Regions from separate parts of the Homo sapiens genome. Here region 2 is linked to region 1. Evidence: chromatin contacts called from ENCODE Hi-C or POLR2A ChIA-PET data. All regions are on one chromosome and are shown on one strand. The core of a region is the stretch at or near the end of the contact, and the rest is flanking DNA. Distances in the headings are between cores, read along the strand shown. Region 1 overlaps TRPM1 (transient receptor potential cation channel subfamily M member 1). Region 2 has its middle 35 kb from the start of LINC03034.

What was found. Hi-C counts contacts between places; a loop is a spot of excess contacts on that map. ChIA-PET counts read pairs that join two places held with the same protein, here RNA polymerase II (POLR2A). Pooled maps may share reads with other maps.
Region 2: a pooled map shows a loop between it and region 1 (2.6-fold over the local background). The contact joins two enhancer-like sites. A Hi-C loop is called at or near these places in 4 of 37 single-sample maps with no recorded cell type and 4 of 50 pooled maps. POLR2A ChIA-PET finds 5 or more read pairs at or near these places in 1 of 52 experiments (activated CD4-positive, alpha-beta T cell).

Annotation. Positions count from the first base shown.
Region 1 is chr15:31,012,449-31,015,722 of GRCh38, forward strand. The region is part of intron 27 of TRPM1 (transient receptor potential cation channel subfamily M member 1); the gene reads right to left. Among named protein-coding and RNA genes, the nearest start is that of TRPM1-AS1, 13 kb to the right of the region's middle. Within about 2 kb of position 1,568, at least 6 of the 41 ENCODE cell types and tissues checked have a DNase peak (open chromatin) inside an H3K27ac peak, as active enhancers do.
Region 2 is chr15:31,264,319-31,267,592 of GRCh38, forward strand. No RefSeq gene overlaps it. Among named protein-coding and RNA genes, the nearest start is that of LINC03034, 35 kb to the left of the region's middle. Within about 2 kb of position 1,798, at least 18 of the 41 ENCODE cell types and tissues checked have a DNase peak (open chromatin) inside an H3K27ac peak, as active enhancers do.

The DNA.
Region 1 (3,274 bases), core at 318-2,817:
GTCTTCCTGGCTTCTGATGAGAGGTCAGCTTTTTTAATCTAATTAAGCATCCTTTCCATGTGATGAGTTGCTTCTCTCTTGCTGCTTTCAAGATTCTTTTCCTTTGGCTTTTAACAGTTTGACTATAACGTTAATTGGTATGGATCTCCTTGAGTTTATCCTACTTGGAGTTCATTGAGCTTCTTGGATATGTAGATTCGTATCTTTCATTAAATTTGTAAAATTTTGGCCATTATTTCTTTAAATATTGTTTCTGCCAGTTTCCCTTCTCTCTTTCTATAACTCTCATGATGCCTATGTTGTTCTGCTGGATGGTGTTCTACAGGTTTCAGACTGTTCAATTTCTCTTCATTTCCTCCCCCTGTTCCTTAGACTGGGTAATTTTTAACTGATTTATCTTCCAGTTTGCTGATTCTTTAATCTACCTGCTCAAATGTGCTATTGGGCCTCTAGAGTGAATTTTTCATTTCAGTTATTGTACTTTCCAATGTCAGAATTTCCTTCCCTTCCTTCATTTCTTTCTTTTTCTTTTTTTTTTTCTTTTTTTTTTTTGACACTGTCTTGCTCTATTGTCCAGGCTGGAATGCAGTGGCAAGATCACAGCTCACTGCAGCCTTGAATTCCTGGGCTCAAGCAATCCTCCCACCTCAGCCTCCCAAGTAGCTAGGACTACCGGCACCACCATGCTCTGCCAGTTGCCATGATATGCACCACCATGCCTGTCCAGTTTTAAAAATGATTTTATGTAGATGGTGTCTTGCTCTGTTGCCCAGGCTGGTCTTGAACTCCTGGCTTCAAGCAATCCTCCCTCCTTGGTCTCCCAAAGCTCTGGGATTACAGGCATGAGTCACTGTGCCTGACCTATTTTTTTAAAAATATATATAATTTCTACCTCTTTTTTTTTGAGACCTCGTCTACTACTTGATATAATTTCCACCTCTTTATTGATAGTCCCTTATTTGGTGAAAAATCCTTCTCATACTTTCCTTTAGTTCTTTAGAGATGATTTCCTTTAGGTCTTTAAATATATTTAAAATAGCTAAAATAGTTGAGTTAAACTCTTTGCTAAAACATCTAATATCCAGGATTCCTAAGGGATGGTTTTTAAGATTGTCCTTTTTCCTGTGTGTGGACCATAGTTTCTTATTTCTTTGCATGTTTTGTCATTTTTATTTAAAAGTGGACATGTTGAGTATTATAATGTGGCAATTCTAGAAATCAGATTCTCTCCCCTCTCAGGCTTGTTGTTATTGCTTAGTGTAGTTGTTGTTTGTTTAGTGTAGTTGTTGTTTGTTGTTTGTTTAGTGATTTTTGTAGTTGTTGTTTGCTTAGTGATTTTTCTGAAATAATATTGTAAAGTCTATATTCTTTATGTTGTGTGGCCACTGAAGTTTGTATTTTATTAGCTTAGTGGTCAGTTAATACTTAGAGATTTCCTTAAATGTGTGGAACAAAAACAACAAAATCTTCTAGTCTTTTCTGAGAAGCTGTATGTGTATATAGGGGCACATCTTCAACACTCAGGCAGTTTACATCTTTGCTTTAGCTTTCACTTCCTGCTTGCACAGAGCCTCAAGATCAAGTCAGCCAGAAATGAGCTTATAGCCTTCTCAGGTCTTCCTGAGTATACACACAGCCCTATGCATGCACATAGCTTTCTAAATTCCCAGGAATGTGTTAGAGCTTTTCAAAGCTCTTATGGACATCAGTTTTTCTCCCTAGTTTTTTGGTTAGTCTATTGTTTGCCCCAGCTGTCATCCGTCACCTCAGGGAGCAAGCACTAAACCCTTTGCCTGTAAATGTTTTTGACAACCCTTCCTCCACCCCTTCTAACTAGAAGCTTTAGTACTGGGCCTGTTCCAACTCAGGTGAAATACAGACGAACCTTTCAGCTAGGCTTTCAAGGAGCTGCCCTGTAATTACAAAACAAGTAATTATAATTCTTTGCATATGAGATTCTTTCTGCTCCTACTGGTACTAGGAATGCAGGTTGTTGTTTTCAAGGTGACTACTCAACTGGAGAGCAGAGGATAGGACAGGGCTAAGTTAAAATGTCACAAAGCTCACTTTTCTTATCAAGATCCAGCCATTTTGTTTAAATAAGAATGCCCTAGGTTGCTTAATAAGCCATTGCTTAATTTCCAGAGTGCCACAAGATATAGACTCTGACAGTTTTTGCCAACTTTGTTGTTGCTTTTATGGTGGGGCAGAATTCCAGAGTTCCTTACTCTACCTGCTTTTGTTCATGTCACCCCATTCAATGCCTTTGGTATGTGAATAAGGAGCAGACTCCTCCACCCCTGACAGACACAGTCTGCAGGTGAGCTCTGGAGTTCATAACTTTATGGCATTACTTTTCCAAGTTCCCCCTCTCACTATCTCCCTGATATCTCCAGTTCCTCAGAGTTTCCGTTTTCTATCCTCCAACCAGAAAGCTGGGGCTCAAATCAAAGCAAAGAGCAACGATTGACTTCACCCTCTTGAATTTTGATGCAGTGGGTAGGGACTTCACCAGACCACTGGATTTCCTGCACCTGACTTGAGGCAGGGGGTGGGGGTGGGGCTATGGGACAATAGAAAGGGAAAAAGGTACTCTTGGAATAAACAGATGAGATTATAAGCAGATGAGATGAGGTCAAAGAATAATTTCATTTAATATTAAAAGATATATAACCTTGGCTGGGCACGGTGGCTCACGCCTGTAATCCCAGCATTTGGGAGGCAGAGGCAGGTGGATCACCTGAGGTCAGGAGTTCCAGACCAGTCTGAACAACGTGGCAAAACCCCATCTCTACTAAAAAATAAAAATAATAAATTAGCTGGGCACGGTGGCATGCGCCTGTAATCCCAGCCACTTGGGGGCTGAGGCAGGAGAATTGCTTGAACCTGGGAGGCGGAGGCTGCAGTGAGCCGAGATCATGCCATTGCCCTCCAGCCTGGGTGACAGAGCGAGACTCCGTCTTAAAAAAAAAAAAAAGAAAAGAAGAGAAAAAGAAAAAAGATATATGACCTCATGTTGTACCCCAAGCTGATAAAGCAAAAAATGTTAGTTATAAGGAACAGCCTCTTTGCCTCCAATGTCTTCTCACTCCAAAAAGATAGCACAGAAACACAAGCACGTCAATCTTTGCTTTAAAACAATAGCAGCTTCCCATCACACTTAAGATAAAAACACAATTTCATTGCAGTGTTGAATGCAATGAACAAACCAAAGAGTGTATTAAAGGAAAACCTTATAATCTCCATTGGCAACCCTATTCTACAATTTGGACAT
Region 2 (3,274 bases), core at 548-3,047, 250 kb after region 1:
GATCCTGCTGTCGGGGCCCTGCTGTGCCTGCTGCCAGGGCCTCACCAGCCTGCTCTGAGCAGCTGGGCCACACTGAGCACCTGCCCTGCCCTGCTTGGCAGTCAGGAAGGACTTCCTGTTTCTGCTTCTGAAATGGACTGCCAGCTCCAGGGGGCGGCAGGGGACCGGCCCCAACACCCCTGCCATCCGAGTGGCACCTAGGCTGCCCGGCAGCCCTCCCTCACCCCTTCTTGTGTCTCCTGCTATGGGTGGGCTTCAGGAAACGTGCACTTAGCAGGCTGAGGCCTAAACTCAGCTATGGGCTTAGGATCCAGAGGAGGAGCCCTGGAGAGCAGCACGCAGAACCTTTTGGCTTTGAGAAGGAGGGGGATGAGGGGCAGGGGGCAGGGGCGACTGTGAGGTCCTGGGCTTGGGGACCCTAGGGAAGGAGTGGAGCAGCTTTAGGGACCCCATACAAAGGTCCCCAGGCCTCACATGAACCGTACCTCCCCAGCACCTCCCATGATCCCCATCTCCCCACCCTGGACTAAGCACTGGGAGGGGGCTGCCGGGAGGAAAGGCCCCACTGTGGGAGATAGGGGAGTAGGGAGTATCAAAGGGGCACAGAGAGAAGGCATTTCAGGAAGCACCTTCACCAGGACTGGCCACAAATAATCCCCAGGCAGAGTCCATTCCAGTGGTTCTCACCTGCAGACCTGTCCCTGCCTCCTGCCTTTCCCTGTGCATGCTCTGAGCCAGAAAGGACAACTAAGAGACGGTGACAGAGGGGCTTCAGGACGCCGCCTCTGTGGGGAGCTGGTGGGCTGTGGCATCCCTTAGGGGGTAACCCCACTGCCCAGACTGCTGGGCTCCAGGGAGTGGAGGGGGCAGAGGGCACCCGCCCCCACCTCTGCACTCGGTGGTCCTAGGGCCCCCGGTCTGCAGGGTCCATTGGGGCAGCAGCTAGAAAAATGTCTGGCTACAAGGGACAGGGGCCCACCCCAGAGGCTTAGGGCAGCAGCTCGTTTTCTGCCACAGAGAGAGGTCTGGGGCAGGCAGCTGTGCACGTTCAGCTCTGCTATTCGAGGGCCTTCCGGGGGGCCTCCCTCCTGGTGTGGTGCTCTAGACACTGGGCCGCCAGCAAGGGGTGAGGAAGGCAAAGGCCTTGCCTGCTGCGGCATTGCTGATATCAGGGAAGCAATAGATTTTCCCAGCCGACCTTGTTTAGGGTCTCAGGCCACCCAAGCTGTGAGCTAGGCTAGGAGAGTGAACGGGGCTGTCGAAATGGACTTTGACCGCAGCCGCCGAACAGCACTCAGGAGTGGGCGGGATATTAGGATATTGGAGGGTTCTCCACAGTGAGAGCTCTTGTGGCTGCCACCAAACAGGGCAGGGTCTGGTGGGGGGGCAGGAGGATCAGGGACCTGGAGTCTGGCATGGGGTGGCCTGTCTAGGCAGAAGCTCTGGGGAGTCCCTGGGAAGGCCCCAAGCCCCAGGGTCAGGAGTCTCTTTTTAGGCTGAGGGGGCATCGACACCCGGGTGCAGGAGTCTGCATGGGTTGGCCGAGCACACAGGTGTGAAGGCAGCCCTTTGATGTGCCTTGATGGTGCAAGGAGAGAGCCGGGTGGTCTTGCAGTCACCAGGCTGGGGCTCCAGCCCCACGTTACAGCCTTGCTGTTGCCCTCTAGTGACCCCTTGCATCTTGGAAGTGAGGCGACATGTGGTAAACACCTGGCACCTGCAGGGACTCCCTGGGTAGCCCTCAGAGGAGGCCACGGGGTCAGCTGGGGACGCAGAGGGTGAGACAGAAGAGAAACTGGGATGGGGCTGACTTCCAGGAAGCCGGGACATCATGGGGCCCCAGCTTAGTCTGGCCCAGCTGTCAGAGGGGCTGCTGGTTCAGAGCCTGGGGCCTTCTTAGTTGAGATGCCAGTGCCGGGCGACTGGTGATAAACGTGGCCCCTATCCCAGAGCAGTGCACACCGCCTTAGGCATTGGCTATATCCTAATCTCACTAGAACACCCCTCGGCCAGCGTCCCCCTCCACCCAGCACCTCTGGGGAACACTGGGGCTTCCTAATGAGTTAATCTGCTGGGAAGGAGTCCAGAGGCAGGCACAGCGCAGAACCCCCCCCCCGCCCCGCCCCAGCCCCCTCCACTGATGACACTGTTGACACCGCGGAGAGAGGCCTGCTCAGTGGGTCGTTGTGCTGAGAAACGAAACATTGCCTAACCCCAGGGAGAAACCACAAAAAGACAAAAACACGCAATGTCGCTGCAGCTGGGCCTGAGGGCTCAACCCAGATCCTGCTGTCTGCAAGGCGGGTGCAGCTGTTGTGTGGTTTGTGTTAAAGGCAAGAAAAAGAAGGGTGGGATCATGTTCAAATCCCCAAAAGATACCCCTCTGCCAGAGGACGAGTGGCGTTTGTTTAGGGACAGTGGGGCCTCGTTTCTTTGTCATTGAGTGGGTTAGTTCCACTCTCTGAGCAGCCCTGACTGAGTCTCACACCTGCGCTGGGGTCCCCACTTGTTCAGAGCTGGGGCTGGAGAAGCAGCGAGTCCCTGTCCGGGACCTTGCATGCTCCCTCACGCCCTGCCCCCTCCCCCTCCAGTCGTGGGACACTGCTATATTGCCGAAGGGATCTCAGGGTACACTGGGACCTGCTCCGAGCAGCTCCCTCAGGCGTCAGAGCAGAACTGGGCAGTGAGGTGAATACAGTGATGTGCCAAGGCAGATGGCAGGGCAGAGGCCGCTGCAAAGGTGGCTCCAGAAATCAGGAGGGCTGAAAAGGAGCTGCTCTCAGCCCGAAGAGGTGCATGTCACGAGTTTGCAGCTCAGGCTGGAGTCCACCATTCTTTATCCTTTATGCACAGGTCCCCCAAGGGCGTCTAGGGCCGGGGCTACTGACCGGAAGCCCTGCTCTGACTCCCCACCTTCCAGAAGGTGCTCTGATCAGGCCTGCCCGCTCCCACCCGCAGCCCAGTCTCAGATCTGCCAGTTCTCCTCAGAAGGCAAAGTTCTGGGGACTTGGGGCCACTCATGGGTTGGAGACTGAGTTGGGGGCTAGAGGCATGCTTAGGGCCCAGCCTCCATGGCAGGGCCAGGAAGTGAACCCCAGCCATCAGTGGGGCAGGAGCCAGGTGCCTCCCAGCAAAGCCCCAGCCCCAAGGGCTCCTCCTGTCCGCTGCTGCCCTCTCAGGGGCTGCCAGACCAGCTGCCCCACTCCCATGCTGCCGCCTGCCTGAACATCTCTTTTCTAGGCCCCGCCCAAACCCTGAGTCTTGGAGCCCACCT